Linked DNA regions of Homo sapiens: region 1 is linked to region 2. A link is a loop called in an ENCODE intact Hi-C map of the cell type or tissue named here. Cell type or tissue: HCT116. All regions are shown on one strand. Each heading gives the region's core, and the rest is flanking DNA. Links, peaks and the distances in the headings are about the cores only. Region 1 overlaps CSMD2 (CUB and Sushi multiple domains 2). Region 2 overlaps CSMD2 (CUB and Sushi multiple domains 2).

What was found. Hi-C counts contacts between places; a loop is a spot of excess contacts. Peaks named below come from ENCODE experiments on the same cell type or tissue, not always from the same donor. Only the 100,000 strongest peaks of a DNase experiment are listed, where the experiment ranks them.
Region 1: a loop joins it to region 2, with 4 times the contacts of the local background. A loop is called at or near these places in 6 of 110 quality-filtered maps.

The regions. Positions count from the first base shown.
Region 1 is chr1:33,635,973-33,648,397 of GRCh38, forward strand. CSMD2 (CUB and Sushi multiple domains 2) reads right to left here. Exons shown (of 71, transcript NM_001281956.2): 29 at 10,676-10,863; 30 at 388-582. Among named protein-coding and RNA genes, the nearest start is that of ZSCAN20, 170 kb to the left of the region's middle. RefSeq lists an enhancer at 1-899 and a silencer at 862-1,032. In HCT116, for the core only: a CTCF peak has its summit at 5,331 (motif pointing right); a DNase peak (open chromatin) is centred at 5,329; H3K27me3 peaks cover 1,844 bases.
Region 2 is chr1:34,007,717-34,020,141 of GRCh38, forward strand. The region is part of intron 3 of CSMD2 (CUB and Sushi multiple domains 2); the gene reads right to left. Among named protein-coding and RNA genes, the nearest start is that of CSMD2-AS1, 140 kb to the left of the region's middle. RefSeq lists an enhancer at 11,579-12,397. In HCT116, for the core only: a CTCF peak has its summit at 6,467; a DNase peak (open chromatin) is centred at 6,445; H3K27me3 peaks cover 1,431 bases.

The sequences.
Region 1 (12,425 bases), core at 2,424-7,423, 370 kb before region 2:
ACACCCTGCGGGCCTTACTTCAACATATCTGATCTCTCAGTGATTTTCCCTAGGCCTAGGAACTAGTCCAGGAGCCACCTTTAAATGACTTCTCCCTGGTGTGAGCTCCCTGATGTGGCATGTCTGGGGGCCTCTGTTGAGGGCATGAGCATCTATGTGAATGGGGGTAGGGACACCATGGGTTCTGAGATGATACCTTGAAAGGAACTGCACACCTAGTGAATTATAAGCCACTTCTATACACATCCACGGCAAACCCAGGTTTGCCAGGCTTGGAGGAGCCGGGCTTGAGGACCTTGCCCCCCTCCCTTCCCCAGCCCACAGCACCCTCTGCCCCTGGCATGCCCTCAGTTCCTCAGACCCCTGCCATCCCCAGGCTTCCACCACCTGTGCAGACTGGCCGGGGATTGTTCCACACGGGCTTCCCATCAGGCCCCAGGATGCAGCTCAGGGTCGAGGTGCCCTCAACTTCGTAGCCCCCGTGGCAGTAGTAGGTGACGGAGGAGCCCAGCTTCAGGTCGGACCCCACCCGTGTGCCGTTCTTGATGGAACCAGGATCAAAACATGACTCCCGCGGGTTTTCTGGGAAAAAGAAATACAAACACGTGCACACACACAGAGGGCTCATGAGGAGGCTATTCTTGGGCTCCAGTGCCCATGAGGAGAACCCGACTTTAATTAGCCACAGAGCACACGGGGATGCGTGACTGTGGCTCCTATTCCCCTCAGGTCTAGAAACGTCTCTAAATTTGGGTAGAAATTGAAGGATGGAAATCACATTGAAGAGGGCAATTTCCCCTCCTCCCCCCATGTTCTTGCCTTGACCCACAGAGGAAGGAGGCCCAGCAAAATCGCTGAGGCCCTCTCTCATCCCCTGCTTGCTCCTCCCCAAGGGAAACATGTGTTTCTCTGGCTGGTGGGGGCTGACAGTCCCTGGACCACATCTCAGCTGCCGGCAGGGTCACTGTGGTAAAGGTCAGTGCTTAGGTACAGCCCATCACTTTACTCATCTTTGACCCCCCACACTCAGCAGCCTCCTGGCCTTTTGTGTTCACCTGAGAAGCAGGGCAGACAGTCTGCTTTTGGAGATGCTCTTTCTCTTCCTCTCTCTTCTGCCCCATCTGTACCACTGGCTGGGGAGTAGAGCTGGCATCTGTTCTGCAGGCCCAGTCATACCCATCTGTTGCAGGTTCTTCTGAGTGCATGGGTACCAATACTTAGATTCAGGGAGGAAGTACAAAACTCACTTCCACCTCTGGGTTGGGTTACCCGACCGGTGGGATAAGTTGATGTCTCCAGTGCAGTTTTCCAGGGCTCTGCACTGGGTATTGGGTGCTTGCCAGTTTATGAAAACCACAGTATTTTTTTCATGTGGCTATTGACCCTTACATGTCTTCCCTATCAGTCATACAGTTTATGAATAAACAGTCCTCTACTCTGTCGCTCTGCATCAAACAAGACCACTCTTGACATTGCCTGTGGCTTGAGAGTACTAGTCCAAGTCCCAAATCTCTGGAGTAGGACACTCTCCAGCATCCCTCACCATCAGCTGGAAATCCTGAGCAGCAACTGGGAGCCCATGCTCACGCTTCTATGCATGATTACCTTTCCTCCGTCCTCCTTGTTCTAAGATAACTGATGGTCAAGAGGGTTGTCACCAGGGCTGGGCAGTAACAGGATACAGCTGAGGCCAGTCAGTACCAGGGAGATGCAACTGAGTATCAGGTTGACTGATGAGCATTTTGGAGGATACATTATTGGGGGGCAACAGAGAGGTCTAGAGATGGGGACTCACAAAAGGGTGCTGACAGTCCTTGCAGAAGGACTCAGAAATTCAAAGAGTGGAGTTAAGGAGGGAAGAACCAGAATAGAAGGGATCAGTGTTCATTCATCAGAGATGAATGGCTCAGGAGGAATTTTGCTGAGGGCCGTCCTTGTCACCTGGGTACCTTTTAGATTACCTACACAGGAGGCGGCCACTACTTGAGGCTGTCACTCAGCTGCCAATCATCTGGTTGACTGATGGGATGGAACTCTGAGAGTCTCACTATTGCACAGGAGCATGTGAGAAGATCCTGCACCTTAAGTCGTTGCCCGCAGCTGAGAGTGGAGCAGCTCTGGATGCACTACTGCATTTAAACCCAAGTGGGACCGACAACATGGCCACTCGTCACAGGGCACTCCTCAGTGGTTTCCTCATGTGCCCCGTGATGCATTGCCTTGACCTCCTTTATCAAATCTGTCTTCTCCATATGCCTAGTGTCTCTGGCCAGAATAGAACTGGCCACTGGGTGACCCATATGTGAGTCATAGAGATCCAGGGACCTGTCATCATGTCTTTTGTTTCATCTATCCTTTTTATAAATTCAAAGTGGGTTAAATCTTACTAAAGTTCAGAAAAATTAAGTAACTTGGAATCAAAGTTCACACAGCTCATAAGAGGCAAAACTAGCTGTAGTCCCCAATAACCACTTTCCCCACCTTCATCCATCAATAACAGAACTCCAATTTTATCCAGAGCTTGAAGGCATCAGCTAAATTCTACATTTCCCAGCCTCCTTGTGTAAACACGAGTTAGATCATGTCTGCTGAAAACAATCCAATAGCCTCCCGTGTCACTTGGGGTAAAACCAAAATCCTTACAGGCCTTCAAGGCCCTGCACATGTGGCCCCAATAGTCCCCTCTGTGACCTCAGCTCCTGTCGTCTCTATGCTAGCTTTGCTCCAACGACACTGGCCTCTGGTCTTTGTGGCTCCCTGTCTTACCTCTTTCAGGACTTAGCTCAATTTCTCCTTCAGTGACACTCTTTGAGCAGCTACTTAAAATTGCAATACTCCTCTCCCCAATGCCCCCAACACCCTCCTCTGCTATATTTCTCTCCACTGCAGTTAATACTCTCTCATCGACTCTATATTGACCTTATTTTTTTCTGTCTTCCTCCACTAGAATATAGATTTCAGAAGGGCAGCTGTTCAGTTTTGTTCACGGCCATATTCCAGTGTCTGTCACATGGTGGGCACTTAACAAATATCTTCAGTGGATTATTGTGGAACTTTTAAAAAGACTGTTTAAGGGAAGTTGACTCAGCTGAGGGAAATGCTTATTGGCCTTTCCTTCCTTGCATCTTTCCTCCTTCTCTCAGTCTGGAACTCAGACATGATGGCTGGAACCTCAGTTGCCATCTTGGATCGGAGATAACGTTGAAATGGGATCCATGGACTAGCATGGTAGAGTAGGGAGACAAAAGCAGCCAAGGTGGAGCTCCCTCATCAATCCTGGGCGCTGTCCTCCAGATTTCTTTTATAGGAAGTCTGATAAATGTCTACCTTGTTCAGGCAACTGTGTTTTTGGGTAACTGCTGCACCAGCATTGGACCCTAGCTGGGAATGACTGGCCCAGAACTTTACAGATGTCAGAATGTCCTTTCTTTCCTTATTTGTGTGGCAAAATCCTACACTTTTAATGCCACCTTCTCTCTGGCAGAATTCTGTTTTTCTTTCCCTGGTTATAACATGTATCACGCTATTTTGGTAACTTGGGTAAGGGTATTTCTTTCCAGTAGGTTCTGAACTCCTGGAGGAGAAGGTTCATCACCTGATCTTCTCATAACCCTGGCAACTAGCACAGAACTTGGCACCAAGGCTAGCCCTATTTGGCACATAATAGAGGCTTAATAAATGGCTGCTGAATTGTTTGGCTGAATACTTTGAGGCTTGGAAAATCAACAACCACATCAACGATTCCAACTACAGACTCTATTCTATATTTACTCACACGTAAGAGAAAGATGAGCTCATCATCCCAAGCATTACCACATTAATAATAATGACATGGATAATGACAGTGATGATAGCCCCTTACATAGGAATATCACTTCATAATTTTCAAGGCACTTTCCAAGCCGTTATCTCATTTGTGTCTCACAATACCCTCTGCAGAAGGCAGGGCCGGTTATGCTCATGTTCAGTTTATAGATGAGGAATATGGTGATCAGAGAGGCCAAATGAGTCTTCCAAGCCTTTCAGCTATTTAGAGGTAGAATTAAGACCAAAATCAGGTCTTTAGTCAGCCAAACCAAAGCTCAGCTGTGAATGATAACACTAAATGACTAAAACATCATGGTGATTATAATAAATAAAACCCAAGCCCTTCAAAATGGGAAAATGAGAAGAGCCAGCTTCTCTCTGGTCCTAATAGATGAGGCTTACTTCCAAACCTTATAACTGCAAAAATCTGAATATAACCCAAACATTCAACCAGTAAGGAACTGGTTACAAAGGGTGGATTAGGGCCATCTACTGAAACACTAGCAGCCTTTTAAAAGAATAGCACTATTCTTTGAATACTGATATGGGAAGGAGTCCAAGATCTATTCTTGGGCTCACATACAAAAAAATCAGATTACAGATGAGTACATATGGTGCAATCTCATTCATATAGAACAGGGATCAGCAAACTACAGCCCACAGGTCGGTGGCTGCCTGGTTTTGTAAATAAAGTTTTACTGGAACACAGCCATTTGTTTACATATTGTCTGTGGCTGCCTTTAGCATTACGAAGCAGAGCTGAGCAGTGGCAACAGAGACCATCTGGAGTAAAAATACTTACTCTCTGGCCCTTTCCAGAAAAAGTTTGCCAACTCCTGATACAGACTTTACATTACTTTATATTTATAGAAAGTATCCGAAATGAGATACCAAGCTGTTAATAATGGTATTGCACGGGATGATGGTATTTGGGGGCATGCTAAGTCTTTAAGAGTATATCTTATATGCTTATATATTGTTTGAATTTTTCCAACAAACATGCATTCCTTTAAAAGGAGGCAGAATATAAGATAGTTCTAATTTGCATTTAAGAAGAATGACCCATAACAGCAGCAGGTGGTGGGAATAGGGGTGGTAGCAGGTGTGGCCGTAGCTTCCAGGCCCACAGTGTTACTTCCAAGGGCTTGAAAGAGAAAATACATGCTTTTTAGGACCTTCCATTAAAAATCGATTCACTTTGGTCTTTCCTGTGTTCTTTCAGATTCTCTAACACACACTTCAAACTCTTCCCTCTGAAACGCCCCTGGCCCCCACTCTGGCACAGAGGGCTTCTACTTAACCTTTAGGGCTCTGTCTAAATGGATCCTGCTCAGAGAGGCCTTCACAGCAACCCTTCTGATTTGTTTCTCAGAGGAGCCTGTTGTTTTCTTTCCTAACTTCTTATGCTTCTTACTTCTTGCTGTTTCCCTCACTCACCTGTAAGTTACATTAGGGTAGGGATGATGATTACTTTGCTCCCTGCTGTATTCTCAACACCCAGCAGAGGGCATGGCATGAAGTAGGAGTCATCAAGCATTTGTTGAATGAATGAATATGTCTTGCATGTGCGTGGATGTTTCAGCACATTCCTGCCTAGGAAAAGGCTGCCACACATGCTGGTATATGAGAATAAAGGTCCTTCCACCCCACTGGTTCTGTTGATATCCGTGGCCTGGAGAAAGACATAAACCTCCCTGTGACTCCATTTTGGTAACTGTATCCAAAACACAGGATCCCTGCTGTTCTTTGTTTCCTTTTAGCAAAGGGTAAAGCCACCCAGGAGGATGAATTCAGAATAGAAGTGCCTCTGATCAATGGTCTAATAGAAATCCACAGATGACATGACTGCATTCAGAATCATCTCCTAGAAAGTCTGCCCAGAGATGACTAAGACACTACAGTCACCCTTCAGAAGCAACTGAACAGAGACATCTAAAAACCCACCCCTCTTTGCCTTAGAACCAGGTGGGCTTCCAACATCTCATCTACAGAAGGGTCCGTCGGTCTAGTTGTCACGAGGATGTGAACTCCATGGAGGCAGAGACTTTGTTTGGTTTTCTGGTCTGTTCTCAGCCCCTGTAAGAAGGTCTGGCATATGGTAGCTGCTCAATTCGTATTTACCGAATGAATAAATAAATAAAAATGCCTGACCTGCTCTTGCCCCTTCTGCAAAAGCCTAATCCCATGATGCTGCTCAGTGGACACTTGAATTAAGCCTGTTCCCTCAGATGATCCTTTGGGATCTGAAACTGGAATCTAAACTGGGAAGTGATTCAAAGCCAAGAGTGATCTGGGCACGGTGGCTCACACCCTGTATCACACTTTGGGAGGCCAAGGTGGGTGGATCACTGGAGGTCAGGAGTTCAAAACCAGCTTGGCCAACATGGCGAAACCCCATCTCTACTAAAAATACAAAAACTAGCCGGGTGTGGTGATGCATGCCTGTAATCCCAGCTACTCAGGAGGCTAAGGCAAGCGAATCACTTGAACCTGGGAGGTGGAGGTTGCAGTGAGCTGAGATTGCGCCACTGCACTCCAGCCTGGGTGACAGAGTGACACTCTGTCTCAAAAAAAAAAAAAAAAAAAGGAAAGAAAACAACAACAACAAACAAACAAACAAACAAAAAAAGTCAGGAGTGAGACAGCCACATTTATCCCAGGAGAATGGAAAAGCAAGGAAAATTGATCTGCAGGGAGGGGAGAATGTAGCAAGTGCTCAGAAGGAGGCAGGGAGGAGAGAGAACGATTCTGGAGTGCGGATGATGGTCTCAGTCTGTGCCTCTGCCATCCTGATTCCAGTCCTTTGGGAGTTTATGCTTTCTGCCCTTGGGCTCTTGTATTCTAAAAGTATTTTGCTTTTTTGTGTCAGAGTTATTGTTATCTGTATTGTTAAAATATAGAAACCTTTTAGCTTAAGTTACTTAGGCTGTTAGTTGTTTTCTCATAATCATGTCTCCTTTTTGTGTCAGATTGTTTTGAGTGGGTTTCTGTTTCTTGTGTTTTTATAATAAGTTACCCCTTTGTTTGCTTAAGTTGCTCTGAGTGGTTTTTTGATATTTCCTAAGATTCTACCAAACTGTTTCTGCTTCTCACTTGGGAAGCTGTGTGTGGAGAAAGGCTCCTGGTCTCTCTGCCTTGGGTCAGGGGAAGGGTTAATCTCAGAGAGTAATTTCCCCTGTGCTGAGCCCAACTGAGTCCAGCAACATCTCTCTATGTGGGGCGCTCGTAGGCCCCTTTCACCTCCCTAAGCAAGACCCCTGAAGCCACAGCTCCCAGGATACCCAGACTCTCAGTTTTAGCAGAGCCCTGGATCTCTCTAAAAGACATGGACACAGATGCTTCCTGGATGCAGAGGCCAATTCTGCTTTTCCTGAGGACCCAGCCCTGCCTCCCTGTGGAGGTCCTCAGTGGGCTGCCTCTCCATCTATGGTTCTCTCCAGACTTACAGGGTGTGGAATGTCTAAATTCTTTGCTATGGGCTGGCAAAGCATATGGGACACATACGTCTATCACAAATATTCATGTTATAAATATCCCACACTTATTACATGTGCAAAACATTATGCTCACACTTTACATCTTCAGTAAACAGAAAAGAACATGTACCGTGTTCCCCTGGGTTAGCCCCATTCTCCCTTCCAAACAAAGGCACAACAAATGCAATACCAGTGACGTAGGAAAAAGGAGGTGGGATGAAAGTGGGTGGATCAAAGTACATATCAAATACTTATTGGCACTGGGCACTCTGCTTGATGCTGTGCCTATGTGCTAATCCTCACAACAACTCCTTCGTTTAGTGTCACTGTCCCTTTTTCATGGATGAGGAAGCAATGCTCAGAGGAGTTAGGCAACTTGTTTCAGGGCATACAGTTATGAAGTGATGGAGCCTACCCTATAAAGAAAGATAGTGTACATGGGAAAATATCCTCAAAGCCATGGGACCTGATAGCAAAGTAGACCCATTCCAGGAATCCAGGGATCCTGGCATAGGCAGAAGCAGACCAGAGGGTAAGGTAGGGGTCCCTAGGTTCCACCAAATGGGCTACTAGACCAGAGGCCCAGGGAGATAGTAGAGGGTGACTAATATTAGGAGGTGTGTAGTCTGGGAATGAAGGAAGGAAGGAAGGAAGGAAGGAAGGAAGGAAGGAAGGAAGGAACAAATGAAATAATGAAGGATGCTTGAGGCTTCCAACAGGCACCCCCTACCCCTCAAACACACATAGTTATCTTTATCTTGGTACTTGCACTACAGATCCTAATAGGGTGATGGGGGATACGTCTGTAGGATGTGCCTCTCTTCTCCCCTCTCTCCAGTAATTGGCTGCTTGGCTGGCTCCGATGGCAGCTGGGGAGGTCTTATTCCCCGGGTTATGGTTTAGACCTAAAGACCCCTCTAGATACCCACCTTGGGTCAACAGGCAAAAGTGGAAAGAACTTCACTGGGAAAGAGGTTTTGAAAGTATGGCTCTCGGACCATGAATTTCCTTGGAGAAGACCTGGGGGAGAGATGGCCACAGGCAGGTAGGCATGAACAAGGTGACTGGAGAGGAAGCTCAGGGGGTTTCTACCCAATAGCTTACTGTATCCAGGGAAGCTGAAATGAAATCATCTTATAAAAAATGAGGCTGACGGGGTGACATTTGGGGTGAATTTTGGAATCTCTGCCAAGAAGAACTCAGTTGGGTCAAGTCGGAGGCAGCTCTGGTGGTTGCTAAGGCTTGGCTGGGGGAAAGGACATCACTCGTAGTGACTCTAAGTATCACGTTTGTGCAGCTTTGTCTGGGTGTCCTCAGCTGTGTGGGTGTGGGTTCAACAAAGGGTACAGTTTTGCAAGGTTTATGCACTTGGAGGACTAGCGGGCAGGACAATTGAGGGTACTGATGAGAATATGAAGGAAGAGATGAATAATAAGAAATGGTGATGATATGGCAGTGGGGATGGTGGTGGTGGGAGCAATGGAGGTCCCAGACTGGGTCTAAGTTGTGGCTTCTGTTTGTTAGAATTCCAAAGTGTCTGACTGTGCTGATATCAGTGTGTGGAAGAGGGTTTGGGCCCAGGAGGTTTACCAAATGGCAGGTGCCTGGAGGAAGAAAGGATGGCAGAATATCCATTGCCTAGGCCAGCCCCGTGAGGCAAGAAGACTACAAGTAAAACATTCTCCATTTTGCACACCAGTCTTCTAGAACTGTACCCGACAAACAGGAGATAATCAAGAACTATGAGGAGTCCAATGAGTTGATGGATATAGAGCACTTAGGCTGGTGCTGGCAGTGGGAAAACACTAAGTTTGCCATTGTTCTAATTAGTGTTATGTGTGAGCTCATGTGAGATATTCCCAGGGGTGGCCGGAAATATTTAATTAGGGGACACTTTAAAAGGTATCTGAGGTCTTATGTTATGCAAGTGGGGAACATGAGCCAGAAAATTTTTAATTTTAGCTGGTAATGCGACCCCATTTGTATGCTCAGGCTGATGAGGCCTGGGTGAACCCGGGTTATAGTAACAATAACAAAATCTATCATTCCCAGAGCATCTGTAGAGTGTTTAGTACATATGGAGCATTATACACACACACACACACACACACACACACACACACACACACACACACACATATATAAAATATGCATGTATAAAATATCTTTTAATCTTAACCTCCTGCAACATAATTATTACTAGCAACAATTTGTAGATGATGTTCCAAGAGATAATACTTGTCAAGCTCACAAATCAAGCAAGGAAGGGAGCTGGGATTTAGATAATGGGATTTGGGATAATTAGGGAAGACTAAAAGGTCAAAAAGAGATAATAGCGTAGAAGACAGTGGAGTGCTCGAGAGCCTGGAACTCCTCTTACTACTACTAATGATACTTGAACATTACAGAATGCATGATATGTGCCAGGCACTGTACCAAGGACTTTCATGTGTGGACTCACTGATCTTTACATTTCTATGAAGCAGGAATTTTCCTACCATCGTTTTATAAAGGAAGAAATGGAGGCTTCAAGAGGTTCAATGCTTTATCCAAGGTCACGCAAATGTTAAGTCATAAACATGAACTTTCAATCCAATTAATTTGACAGTCAATGCTCTTAACTGGGCAGGGACAGCCTGTTTTTGTAAGTGAATTTTTCTTCAAATGCAGCCACGCCCATTTCTTTCTGTTTTGTCTGTGGCTGCTTTAGCACTACAGTAGTAGGGCTGAGTAGTTGTGATAGGTAAACCTACAATATTTACTATTTTTAGGGGAAAAATTGTTGACTCTTGCTCTCTACCACAACACTACTGAACTTGCCTTAATTAGCACAGCTGGAAGGATGAGCAAATGTGATCAGGAGGTATCAGAAAGTGACCAGTCTATGACGAGGTGTCAGAGTGTGGCCAAGGAGTGTCCTTGGGACAGAGGTCTAAGCACCATGACCCTAGGATTAGATGGGCTGTCCATAGGGATGTTGAAGTTACCCAGGATGGTGAGAAGCTCTGAGTGGAGAGGAAGATTGTGCCTCATATCAGAATCCTCTTTAGTGAAGTGGAGTGAAGGAAGATACCAGCTGATAGCTATGAGGTTGAAATAGAGTTAGGAATGACCCTCATAGAAAAAGAGAAGAGGACTAGTGGTTGGAAATAGATGAGGTGCAAAAAGAATGCTGGTTCCCTTTTTTCCCACCCCTGGAGAATATAGGGGTGAAAGACTAAGCCCAGATGGGGGCCGCAGGAAAGGCAGGTTTCTGCAGGCGGCAGCAGTGCTAGGGTTGGTGTGGGCTTGCTGTGGTCCAGCCCAGGGCTCTCCTCACTACGCTACACTACTTGCCCTCTGCCTTGTTAGCTGGACCTGTCCTCAGTACTCTCTGGCACCAGGGCCCTTACCTGTATAGTCAATGACGAAGCCAGCATTGCTCACAGATGCATCGCTGCGGAAGGCGAGGAAGAGGCTGTTGCTGCTGCTTTCAATGCGGCCTGGGAGCTGGGAGCCATAGAAGCTTCCTATGAGAGGGCTGAGAGAGTCCCGTCCGTCGTAGATATGGAGGAAGTCATAGCCAGGCTCCAGGTTAAAGCTGGGGAACAAAAACATCCCACCCCCACCCCACTAAGGTCAAATAAAGGCTTTTGCCGGGGTCTTAGGCTCAACCAAAGCATAGGGCCTCCCAGGGAGCAAGCCCACCATCCCACTGGTACCCAACCCCTGAAGACTGGCTGGTGGGAAGGGAGAAGATGAGGCCCTGATGACCTCAGTCAGGTGAGAAGATGGAAGAGGCAGGCTCAGGGGCAGAGGAGTCAGATTCCAGTCAGTGTCTAAAAATCTGGAGCTGAAAACCTAACGTCCTCCTTATACAGAAGGGAAAATGAGTTGCCAACTCTGGACACCAAGCTGTCAACCAAAGTAGGTCCAAAACCCAACTCTCTTACCTGACACTAATGTCCTTATACTGTGCTCTTCTGAACCTCATTTTCTAAGAGAGAATGAGCCAACTATGGTGCCATTCTCAGGGAGGAAGGGACCTGTTACCATGAAGGACCCTAGCTTTGTGCCTTCATCCCAAGCCAGTGCTCCAGCTCTCCTCAGGGTCTGCTATTGCCCCACGCCTAGCACCCACAAATGTCCTAACCCTTAGCTATTCTGACCCTGGTATGAGAGAAAAATCCATTTTAAAAACTTAGTTGAGCAAATTGAATATTAGAGTTCATGAATGTAATTTATCCCACTGGAATGGCTCGAGTGAAAATGATGGAAAATGCATATTACGAAAAAATTATGCATGGAGTTCAAAAGTTTTTTGCACCAAAATAAACTCACACTAACTTGTTATAACATGTCTGCACAGGATCTAATGTGAGGCATTAAGAAGGACAAGATATCAGCTTGAAAAAAGCCTCTATCAGAGCAACATGAATTCTGCTAAAATTGAAGCAAGGAAAAACATTAAATTTATGGTGAAGCTTGGGTAGAAGAATGGTGACATCACTGATGCTTTACAAAAAGTTTATGGGGACAATGACCCAAAGAAATCAGCAGTTTACAAATGGATAACTTGTTTCACGAAGGGAGGGGATGATAATGAAGATGAAGCCTGCCAAGGCGGACCTCCACATCAGTTGGAGAGGAAAAAAATTAATCTTGTTTGTGTCCTAATTGAATAGGACCAATGATTAATAGCACTAACGAAAGCCAACACCATAGACATCTCGACTGGTTCAGATTACACAATTTTGACTAAAAAATTAAGGTTGATCAAACTTTCTACTTGATGGGTGTCAAAACCATTGTGCCTAGATCAGCTGCAGACAAAAGCAGGGCTTTTGGCCGGGCATGGTGGCTCATGCCTGTAATCCCAGCACTTTGGGAGGCTGAGGTGGGCGGATCACAAGGTCCGGAGATCGAGACCATCCTGACTAACACGGTGAAACCCCGTCTCTACTAAAAATACAAAAAATTAGCCAGGCGTGGTGGTGGGCACCTGTAGTCCCAACTACTCAGGAAGCTGAGGCAGGAGAATGGCATGAACCCGGGAGGTGGAGTTTGCAGTCAGCAGAGATTGTGCCACTGTACTCCAGTCTGGGTGACAGAGCGAGACTCTGTCTCAAAAAAAAAAAAAAAAAAGCAGAGCTTTCAGTGGAA
Region 2 (12,425 bases), core at 4,156-9,155:
GCTGAATAATTATAGCAATATAAATAGCATAAATATATATATTTCGAATTTTATGCACTAATATGCACATATATGCCTGGAAGAATAAATTACATATTAATTGTGGTTATATCTAGGGGGTGTGATAATAGTTGATTTTAATTTTCTTCTTTGTGCTCTTGTGAATGTCTCCCATTTTCTTCCATGAACATGTAACACAATCTGTAAAAGCAAGACATGTGGTCTTGAAAAAAGATGAGCATATCCAAGGCTGGCTGTCAAAATGCAGTTTGAGTATAAATTGTTTGACTATTTGAAAAAGCCTGGAGATCTCACTTAAACCAACAAATAATTATGCTTTATGGAGTGCGCAAAACCAAATCAGAATTCTGAAATTTGCTGTCAATTCTCTGCACTCATCTGTCACTGGCTCCAACTCCAAGTGGGCACAGGTGAAAAATAAAACCACAGACGTGCTCCATACTTTACGTTTACCACCCATCTCCCCACAGGTTCCTTCATTTCACCTTCCAAAGTACCCTGTGAAGAAGGCAGAGCAGGTGTCAGGATTCAGCCTATTTTAATGCAGGAAGAAATGAAGGTCCTGAAAGGTTAAATGTCTCATTCATCTTGTCCCCCTAGTGAGCAGCATGGCTGGGACTTTAACATCGGGTTTTCCAACCCCAAATCCCAACTCTTTTAGTTGTACCATGTTGTTTCTTCTCATACAAAGTACTGTGGATGGGCAGAAGCTTCTGTGAGTCAATACAAAGAACTGCTAGGTCTGAGTACTAATAAAAAGATGTAGGTTAAGTCAGTAGACTTGCGCCCATCTGAAGGTGGTCTCTAGTTTTCTGCCTCAGGGCTCTATCATGATGCTGTTCTGTTCAACAGAACTAAGGAGAACAATAGGTTCACGTTCAAAAACTCTTTCTCACCTAAACACACAGATGGGCAGCTTCTAATAAAGTTGGAGCTTTGTAGGAATATAAGTGAAGTCTTACGATATTCATTTATTCATTAATAGCTTTGTATTTATCTGTGTGGTTGCTTGTTTAACATCTCTTCCCCTACTAGGCTGTAAGTTCCATGAGGACAGGGTGTGTGTTGTTCATGACTATATTCCCAGTGCCTCTCAAGTGCTTTGCATACAGTGGGTGCACCATAACTATTTGCTGAATGAATGAATGAATGTTGATTTGACATCTTCACAACCCTTCTCACCTCAGCCTGTTATGGAAGAAATTGAGGATATTTTGGTGTGAGCTCCCCAGCTTTCTTTGCCTACCCCATCCACTTTGCCTACCCCATCCACCCTCTGACACACACACAACACAACACACAACATACCACACAAACTCACCCATCCTTAACCACTTGGAGCCAGCTGCAGAGAATAAGGGGCTCTTCCTCCTTCTCAGGACCCTTTCTCTCTCAGGACTTAGTGATCCTTTTCTCTTTTTTCCAGCAAGCTCCATTGGTTTTTAAACTCACCCTTGTCTCTCCTATGAGAAAAACAAAGCCAAACAAACCCAGAACCCCAGCTGGCCCCACGTCTCCCCTTATCATTTTAATGTCCTATAAGAGGTGACCAGACACCCTTCTCTACTTGCTCACCTCCAATTCTTGCCTCAGCCCCCTGAATTGAGGGTCGGGGGTGGGGGAAGGTGGAAGGGCCTTCCACAGTGAACTCTGCATACTCCAGGGTAGCATCTGAGAGCTGAAGCCAGGAGACACTGTGCCGCCCTGATCTTTCTGGGCCTTTACCCTGCTGACACCACTCCTGGAGCCTCTGACCCCAATATCTGCTCAATCTACTCCCAGCTCTCCTGGGACCTCAGTGATGGTCCCTCCATGTAAGCCTCTTCCTCTGCCTGCCCTGGGTCTCTCCCAAGACTCCCTCGCTAACCACTGCCCTCCCCACTGAAACTGCCTCTCCCTGAGTGATCTCACACCCTCCTGGAGGGTTAACTAGCATATAGTAGCGCTTAACTCCTAAATCCATCAGGAGTTTCTTTCCAAAAACTGCTGACTTCTTGGACATTCTGCACATTCCTTTGCCTTATTGCTTCCTCCTACCCCCACTCCCCCACATTTAATAAAATATTAACTCCTGCTGATTTCACTCCTATGTGACTCAACCCTAGTCTCTCCCCTACATCCCATTCCCATGGCCATTATCCTAGCTCACGTCTCATCATCTCTTATCTGGACCAAGGCAATGTTTTCCTAAGTGGGCTCCCAGCCTCCAGTCTTGCATCCTTGCAATCCATTCTCCCTTCAGCAGCCAGAGTGATCTTTTGAAATGTCTAATTGTGTCACCTCCTTGCTTCTAAGAGCCCTTCAGTGGCTCTCCATTGTCTACAGGACAATGTTCAGATCCTTAATATTCATACAGGTCTGTCTGCTGTAGAGCCTTCCTTGCCTTCTGATACTATTCCCAGAGACTGAATCACATGCAGCTTTCCACCACTCTATGTGGGCCTTGGCCTCCAGTCTTTGCTCAGTCTTTCCTCTTTCTGTCTGGAATCCCTTCCTCTCCACTTCTTCATCCTTCCCTTAGTTCACTGACCCTCTTCCTGTAAGACTCAGCCACAGTGGTGCCACCTCCAGGAAGCAGGGCCTGTAAGGGAGTTATCATCCACAACCCTCTACCATACTGGATTATAAGGATAATCCATCATCTACGAGCATTTAAAATGTGCCACATAGTTTACCTGCATTCTCCTGTTATGTCCTTTTAACAGTAACTCTGTAAGGTAAGTTCTATTGTTAGTCTCATTTTATAAACATGGAAGCTGAGGCTTAGAGAGGTTCAGTGACTGGCCCGAGGTCACAAAGGGTGTAACCAATGGAGCTGGACCCGAATCCAGGTTGATCGTCAGCAGGGCCTGCCACACTGACTCTCTTGATTTTTTTTTTCTTTTTTTTCTTTTTTTTTGTGACGGAGTCTCGCTCTGTAACCCAGGTTGGAGTGCAGTGGCACGATCTCGGCTCACTGCAAGCTCCGCCTCCCAGGTTCACGCCATTCTCCTGCCTCAGCCTCCTGAGTAGCTGGGACTACAGGCGCCTGCCACCACGCTAGGCTAATTTTTTGTATTTTTAGTAGAGACGAGGTTTCACCGTGTTAGCCTCGGTGAAGGATGGTCTCGATCTCCTGACCTCGTGATCTGCCCGCCTCGGCCTCCCAGAGTGCTGGGATTAGAGGCATGAGCCACCGCGCCTGGCCAGTGATTTGTTTTTGAGCTTCCTTCTGCCTTGGGAAGGCCTAGCCACCTTCTTTTCATCCTTTAGGTCTTTACTTCCTCTAGGAGGCCTTCCCTAACCCATTCACCTTAAGTCTGGCTTGGATGCCCTTCCATTTCACTCCCATGGTCCCGTGTCAACCCCTTCACAGCCTTGGTCACTGTGTTTTGACTACTGGTCTAGCCCCAAGCTGGGCTGGGGGCTCCAGGAGGTCTCAGGGAGAGGCTGCCTGTGCTCATGAGTGAATCCCCACTGCCTGGCACTGTGCTAGTAATTCCTGATCAGATTACTACATGCTTCCCTTCTTTTTCCCACCAGAGGCTGAGCCCCAGTCTAATAACTCTTTCTAATAACTTCTACATATAAAGGTGGGTTGGGGTGGACTGCTATCAAAACTGACAAAAGTCCGGAAATCAGTTTGGTAAACTGGCAAAGGAGTCCCATTTCCATTTGCTCTGAGGTGAGGTAAACGTTGCAGTGTTTCCATCAAGATGGGAAACAGAAACGAAGAGAGGCTATGAGCACGTGCCTAAGAGAGTCCATTCTTTCCCCACCCTAGTTCCCGGGGCCTCTCCACCAGTTTTGTTTATAGCTCATGTCCAATAGTGAGTGAAAAGCCTATAAGTGTATTCTTTTTTTTAATTTTTAATTTTTGTTGAGTACATAGGTGTATATATTCATGGGGTACATGAGATGTTTTGATACAGGCATGCAATGGGTGATAATCACATCATGAAGAATGGGGTATCCATCCCCTCAGGCATGTATCCTTTGTGTTACAAACAATCCAATTATACTGTTTCAGTTATTTTAAAGCATAAATTAAATGATTATTGACTATAGTTACCCTGTTGGGGTATCAAATAGTAGGTCTTATTCATGATAATGATTTTTTCAACCCATTAATCATCCTCCCCTCCTCCCTCCCCACTCACAACCCTTCCCAGCCTCTGGTAACCCATAAGCACGTTCTGAGTGACGAGATGAGTTAAATGAAAAGGAGTAATTTGGACATCAAGGCACCTGAGTGATAGAACCAGGTCTGCTACTGACAGTGAGACTATAAACATCGCTTTGAGTGGCTAGAAGCCGTTTCCTCATCTGAAAAACTGGGAATTTGGGCTGAATGGTTCACAGTTTTCTTCCAGTTTTAAGTCTATCAGGAACTGTCTTGTGGCCCCACAGCCTCTCCGATTCCACCATCTATGCCTCTCTCCCCACCCATCCCCACGAGCCACCCAGGACTCCTTGCTCCTCCAGCAGATCAGGCCCACCTCAGAGCCTTGCCCTTGCTCTTCCCGCTGCCGGGACACTCTTCTCCCAGGCTTCAGTCCTTCACCTCTTTCACCTCTTCACACAAATACCACCTTCTCAAGGTCTTCCCAAACTGCCCATCTAAAATGGTCATCCCTCCACCCCAGATCCGTCTTATCCTCCTCTGTTTCTTAATTTGCTTTGCACATCAACATGTACATACTACACAATTTTCTCTTTTAACTTGTCTATTTTTTTTTTCTTTTTTGAGAGTCTTGCTTTGTCACCCAGGCTGGAGTACAATGGCGTGATCTTGGCTCGCTGCGACCTCTGCCTCCCAGGTTCAAGTGATTCTCCTGCCTCAACCTCCTGAGTAGCTGTGACTACAGGCATGCACCACCACGCCCGGCTAATGTTTGTAATTTTATTAAAGACAGGATTTCATCATGTAGCTTGTCTATTATCTGCTCCATATACTAGAATGTAAGCTCCATAAGGACAGAGAATTTTTATCTGTTTTATTCACTGCTCTGAGCCTAGAATTTCAAATTATGCCTGGCACACAGTAGTAAGTACACAATAAATATATGTTGAATGAATAAAAGATTATCCTTCAAACACACACAGTCACATAAACAAAGCCAGTGAAATATAACCAAGTCCCATACAGCTTCCTTCAACATAGCTGCCAGGGCCTGGGCACAAAGGGGATACATTTGCCTCTCCAGGCTTGTCTGCATTTTGTTTTCCTGGGGTTCCCATCTGCAATGGGCCAGCAAAGCTTCCTTTTTGTGAACCAACGATTAGCCTTTAGGAAGAAGCCCAACACTAAGCCCAAGCCACAGATTGATTAATTGTTCTCTAGGTGTGAACGCTAGCAAGCTGGCTGAGCGTTATGGCCATCGACAAAGGCACTGAGATGGGAGCTGAGGGCAGTTCAGCCTTCCGGGGAGGGCTGCTTTGAAAGCAGACGTTGCAGTTTCCTTTCAAGTATTATCAGTCATCATCGTGCCATTATGGAGTTTTCAATCCATCGTTCCCTGGGCAATAGGTGCCTGCCAGGCAGAGATGAGCTTCTGTGCTCTGTGCCATGGGCGAGCCTTTGTCTGCGCTGCCATCTGCTCCCTGGCACCCATGCACACACACGACCTGCCTCTCTCCCTCAGAGGGGCATCCTCTTGACAACACAGTCCTTCTTGCTTCTCTCAGGACCGCGGGGTAGAACCCACCAGCTCTCCTGAGACCCCAAATCCCTCCACTCAGCCAACATGTGCTGAGCTCCTGCTGGGAGCTGGGCACCTGCTTCAGGGAGATAAGTAGGGAGCTGGGAAGCCCTTCGGGGCAGGGGCTAGGTCTCCTTTGCCAGGGGCGGTACTGTTCTTGGTTCCCAGCTCTCTACAGCCTGATCTGCCCCTTCTTAGACCTCTGGAAGGAGCTGACACTACAACTGCTGCAAGAACCAGAAACAGACATAACTGTTTTCCAGGTCCACACCTGGGGAAAAAAAGGGGCAAAGGGCACTCTCTGAATACCACAGGCAAAGGCAGCCTTGGGGAGTAAAGAGAATCCCTCTTTTCTGTCTCTGCTCCCTTGCGAGGTCATCTCATCTGACCTCATGGCTTTCAATACAATCTACACGCTAAGGATGCTCCAACTTACATGGGCAGATAGGTTCTCTCCATCCAGCTGCCTACCCACCAGTTCCTCCCATATTCCTGGCAGGCTTCTCACACCTAACAGTCTGAACTGAGCTCCTGATCTCCGCACCCCAAACCTGCTCTTCCTATGGGCTTTGCCACCTCAGTTAAGGGCAGCTCCATACTGCCCGTTGATCCCCCCAAACCCTGGGAGCTAACCTTGGCTCCTCTCCAGCACCCACTTCTAATCTGCCAGCCAGTTCTATTAGCTCCACCTTCAAACTGTCTGGAAGATGCCCACTTCTCTCCGCCTTCACCGTTGCGGCTCTCACCCAGAGCGCCCCCTGGCTTCTCACCTGCATTGCTGCATTAGACTCCGGGCCAGTCTCCCTGTTCCCACTCTGCACTCCTTCAGCATATTCTCAGCACAGCAGCTGGTTAAAGCTAGGTCAGACCAGGTCAGCTTCTGCTCAGAACCTGCCCATGGGTCCTGATAAACTCAGTAGAAGCCAAGTTCTTCCCATAATGTAAAGGCTGTGTGTGACCTGGTCCCTTGTCTCCAACTTTATCTCTTCCTACCACTCGTCTCCCTCACTCTGCTCCAGGAGCACTGGTTGCATCTCTGTTCTCCAGATATGCCAGGGGAACTCTCACCTTGAGAGGTCAGAAGTGCTGCTGGCTCAGAGCCTGGGAATTCCCCAGTAGGCCATGGTGTGGAATCCACAGTCGCTCTAGTGTGATCTTTTCCTGGAGCCTAGGCAAGCGACCACTGTGCCCTAAGCGCTCAGCTCTCCAGCAGTTGTCACAGTTGTCTGATTTTTTATCTGTCTCCTCCACTAGACCATGATTGCCCAAGGGCAAGGGCTGGTGCTACCCATGTGGGTTTTTCCAGGCCTTGTTCAGAAGAGGTATTCAAGGCATATGAATGGATGGATGGGTAGATGAACAACAGCAACAACAAAACACCTAGGTTTGCATAACCTTTATAGTGTTTGAGGACATTTCCTCCTGTTTGTTCTTGGTTGGACAATGAGAAACAAAGATACTCTCTGTACCAAGAAGCCTCAGCCAGAAGCCAACCAGTCCATGTGTGCCTCTAAGCAGGGTCTGTGCTTTTCCCCAAGACAGCTGGGTGTGCAGCACAGGAAAGAAAATATGTATTCTCCCTGGCTTATGAAGGGTGGAGCTGCTAAAACTACAGTCTTCCAGGCATATTTCTCAAGAAAAGAAGGAAGTCCTCCTGTATCTTACCCCTCATTTGAGACGGACACAGAAGCTTTAGGAGAAGTGTCCCATGACCATACTAGCTGGAGCCCCCAGAACCCAGGTGCATGTACCCACATTCTTTTCCTGCTGAAAATTCTTTTCCTTCCCAGGGCAAAATGGGATCTTGGAGGGGAAGCACACTCGACCTCACTGGGCATGGCTGTATGTGAGCTCTGCTGTTATCTCATTATGCTCATACCCCTATTTTACAGTTGAGAAAACTGAGCCTCAGAGATATTACAGAGCATTCCACAGTGAGTGGTAGATTAACCCAAGAACTCTATGATTCCAAAGTGTAGGCTTATCCTATTGTCCCAGCAGTGTCCTTTCTCTTCCCTGCCTCCAGAAGTGGGTGGGAGACTAGCTAGGTGAGAGGCATGAGGAGCCACCATGGCACTGGGTCTAGGCTTACTTGGGCCTGGGGAAAGCTAATGCCTGGGTAAAGCACCCATCCCTTCCCAGGCACTCTGCAGATTCCTGGATCACAAAGGGCTGTAGGGGTTCCAGAGATGCTGGAGCTCTGGTACAACAGGAGGGCCACAGGCCTGGATCCCTGCAGTCTTATTGTTCATGGCATCTGAGAGGCAGGGCCTAGACCAATACTAGGGATTAGAAAGCACTTTGGAATCAAAGTCAATGGAATGAGTGGATAAGGAGTTGCTGATTTAAAGTATTATAGATCCATTGGATTAGCGACTCCTAGATTTGTCATGGATTTTAGAAAGCATCTAGAGCAAGCCCCTATGCAGTTCAGCCAAGCTTCTCACACGAATAAATCTTCAGCAGGAAAAGAATGTGGGTGCATGCACCTGGGACATGGGGCTCAAGAAAGTATGGCCAGCCACCAGAAGGATATCTCTGAAATCTCCTCCTCTATCTTTTGAAAGATGCCCATTTACACTGGACTCCTTGCTCTGTGTGTGTGTGTGTGTGTGTGTGTGTGTGTATGTGTGTATTTAGTTTATGTGCATGAATATTTTATTTATATACATATATTTAGTTAAGATTTATAGTTTATCATTTTATTTATAGAGAAACATATACGTTTTTAAATTTTACTTTAAGTTCTGGGATACATGTTCTGAATGTGCAGGTTTGTTACACAGGTATACATGTGCCATGGTGGTTTGCTGCACCTATCAACCCGTCATCTAGGTTTTAAGCCCCTCATGCATTAGGTATTTGTCCTAATGCTCTCCCTTCCCTTTCCCCCCACCCCCAATAGGCCCTAGAGTGTGATGTTTGCCTCCCTGTGTCCATGTATTGTCACTGTTCAACTCCCACTTATGAGTGAGAACATGCGGTGTTGGTTTTCTGTTCCTCTGTTAGTTTGCTGAGGATGATGGATTCCAGCTTCATCCATGTCCCTGCTAAGGACATGAACTCATTCTTTTTCACGGCTGCATAGTATTCCATGGTGTATATGTGGAAGACAGTGTGGCGATTCCTCAAGGATCTAGAACCAGAAACACCATTTGACCCAGCAATCCCATTACTGAGTATATACCCAAAGGATTATAAATCATTCTGCTATAAAGATACATGGACATGTATGTTTATTGCAGCACTATTTACAATAGCAAAGACTTGGAACCAACCCAAATGCCCATCAGTGATAGACTGCATAAAGAAACATATTTTTAAAATATATATTTGGTTGAAATATATGTATTTAGTTTACTATTTGATATAGATAGATAGATAGACAGATAGAATGATTGTATGTATATTTGCTTTACGATAAGATTAGAAAACGTGCCACATTTAGCTTGTAGGCTTTGGTGCTCCCATCATGCAACCCTCAGGGCTATATTGTATTTCACAGTTTTTTTTCACATATAAACAATTCAGAAATTAGAATGAGTATTACAACCAAGGGTACGTGATCGTTTAACTGGCACTGTTTTCTTTCTTAGTGGTGCATAAAATAATGGTACATCTTACAGTCAATAGAATGTCAACTTTGATAAAATCCAGTATATATGCCAGTTTGGAAAGTATGTTAACAGAATCCTTGGCAGAGCTTGATCAATCAAAGCCTTGCTTGATCACCTCCAGAAATGAGGAACTCATTACATCACAAGGCAGCCTACTCCAATTTAGGGTAATTAAAGCTATATAAAACAACTTCTTGATTCTTGGCTGAAATTCACCTACTTTTAACATCTTTCCATTGGACATTGTTCTACTCCCTGCAGCAATGCAGAACGAATCCTTATTTGTCTTCTGTGAGAGAAACTCTCTTGTCACTTCCAGATCTTCTCCTTAACTATTCTTTGTTTCATAGTTACTTGTCTCATTAATTTCTCCCAAATACCTACTTAGTTTTGGGTCTTGTGCTAGAGATACAATCCATGACCCTCAAAAACATCTTGTGGCCAGGCACAGTGGCTCATGCCTGTAATCCCAGCATTTTGGGAGGCTGAGATGGAAGGATCATTTGAGCCCAGGTGTTTGAGACCAGCCTGAGCAACATAGCAAGATACCATCTCTACAGAAATTTAGCCGAGTATAGTGGTGCACACCTGTAGTTCCAGCTACTCAGTAGTCTGAGGCAGGAGGATTACTTAAACCCAGGAGGTCAAGGCTACAGTGAGCCATGATCACACTATAGCACTCCAGCCTGGGTGACAGAGTAAGGCCTTATCTCCGTAAAACAAAACAAAACACCTTGCTACTGATCAATGCTTTATTACATGAATTTCCTTCTTCTGAATGCATCCACCCTCCAAGATCCAGAGTCTATATTTCCATTAATAGAGCCATGTGACATTTGATTCATGTTATGTTCATAGCCAACTGACACCTCCACATAGCTTTCACACAAGCCAGGACTTCACTGATGTTGGTTTGAGTGTTAGTTTACTCTGATTTTGGTTTTTCTCCCATTTGCTATTTATCACACAAACAACACTTGAGTAGCCATAAAGAGGAACTTAAAAAAAAATTCACCCACATCTCACTGCCTGCCCACGTCAACTGTTTCTTTTTTTATTTCCATCCAGTCCCTGTTCATATAAGACCTACTTTACATGTTTGTAATAAATATGAAGAATCCATTTTGCATTCTGGTTTTTTCACAGAAAATAATATCATAAACATCTTTCTGTATTGCCAAATAATGCTATTATACTTTTAAATGACTGCATAAATCTATTAGGTAGATCTACCATAATTTGCCTGGCCATGCCCCTACTGTTGGACATTTTTACAGTTTCCAATTTTTCATCATTATAAATAATGCTGAAATCAACACTTTCATGCATATAACTTTCTTCTTCTGTTGAATTATTTCCTTAGGATATATTCCCAGGAGGGGAATTACTGGGTCAAATGACATGAGCATTTTATGACTCTTGATACATACTGTCAAGCTGGATTTCCAAAGGACTAATTTACATCAGCACCAGCCATGTGCGAGTGTGTCTGTGTCTTTGCCACCACTCCAGCACTGCATCATACCCACCGAAGTTCTTCAGCCTAATTTAATAGGGATAAAGTGCCATTTCATTGTCTTAATTGACATTACACTGATAACTATCAGGACCAGGTAGTGCTGCTATGTATTTATTTGCTGACTCTATTTCCTCTGGTGTGAACTCCTTGATACCTTTCTTACCACTTTGTATGGGTTCATTATACAATGCAGAGGTTAACCCTTTGTTGCCACATTTGGTAGAATATTATTCAAGTCAGTTGTTTCTCTTCCCATTTTACATGATTTTTATTGTGCAGAACTTTTACATTTGAATATAGTCTGATCACTAATCTTTTCCTTTTGTTAGATTTTTTAAAGTACAAAGCTTGACACTGCTCCCTATTATAGTGGAATATTTAATTTGGATCCAATAGTCGCAACTATGTGAAATTATTTTATTCCTTTTTGTAGACTGAAGTCAAACTGTCTGGATTCAAACCCACACTTTACCTCTTACTAGCTGTGTGACCTCAAGCAAGTTACTTAACTTTCAGTGCCTCATCTGTAAAATGGAGATAATAATAGGGCCTACCTCAAAGGACTGCTTGAGAATTAAATGTTAAAATGTAAGGCACTTAGAAGAGTGCCTGGCACCTGGTAAGAGCCCCAGCAATGCTAGCTTTCATTATCATCCTGACGATCATCATCACCCAATGCATTTGCTATGTCTCCCTGCCCTGACTCCTCTGCATAATTTCCCAGTATGATCTCTAGGGCTCCACCCACATCACTCACAACTGGAGACCCCAGCACTTGAACATTCATCTATTCAGCAAGACTCTTCAGGTGAGCTTGTTCAATCAGTTACAGTCACATCTGAATGTCAGCAGAACAGACAGAAATATCACAAACAACTGTGTAAGCAATTGTGAAGGCTAAGCTGCTCCACGTAGAGGGCATTCCTTCTATTCCAGCAGTGTAAATGTCCATCCATAAAGGCAATGTAGGGAGTGAGCCCTGGGCTTGGTCTCCCCTTGTCCTGGCACCATCCTCAGTGCTGGTGAAGGTTCAGAAACATTCTATGCTCGACAGTGGTCCCTGCTTTGCCTCCTGTGACTGGTTTCCTTCCCCGCAGTCTGCCCCTGCTCTCCCCAATGTCTCTAAAGCATAAATCTCACGGAGCCACTTCCCTGCCTAAGACCCTTCAGCGATGGTCCCCTTCTTGTGAGTAAGGCCCGAACTCCTTCCTGTGGCCTCCTAGGTCCTACATGAGCTATTCCCTGTCCCTCAAGCCAGTTCAGCTCCGGCCACACCCCTGCCCTCATACTCCACAACTGCCCTTCTTGCAGTTGCTCAAATGCCTTTGCTCTTTCTTCTGGTCTTTGATTCCATTCATTCACCAAATATTTACTGAGTACCTAACATGTGACAGGACCTGTCCTAGGAGCTGAGGAATCAGCACAGAACAATAGTAATGCAAAACAACACAAAGCTCCTGACCCCAGGAAGCTCACATTCTTGCAGAGAAGGACAATAAGCAAATAAATAAACAGTCATAGCATATGTCAGGAGGTGCTAGGGAGTGATGGGTAACAGGTGCTGTGTTATATACAGTGTGGTCAGAA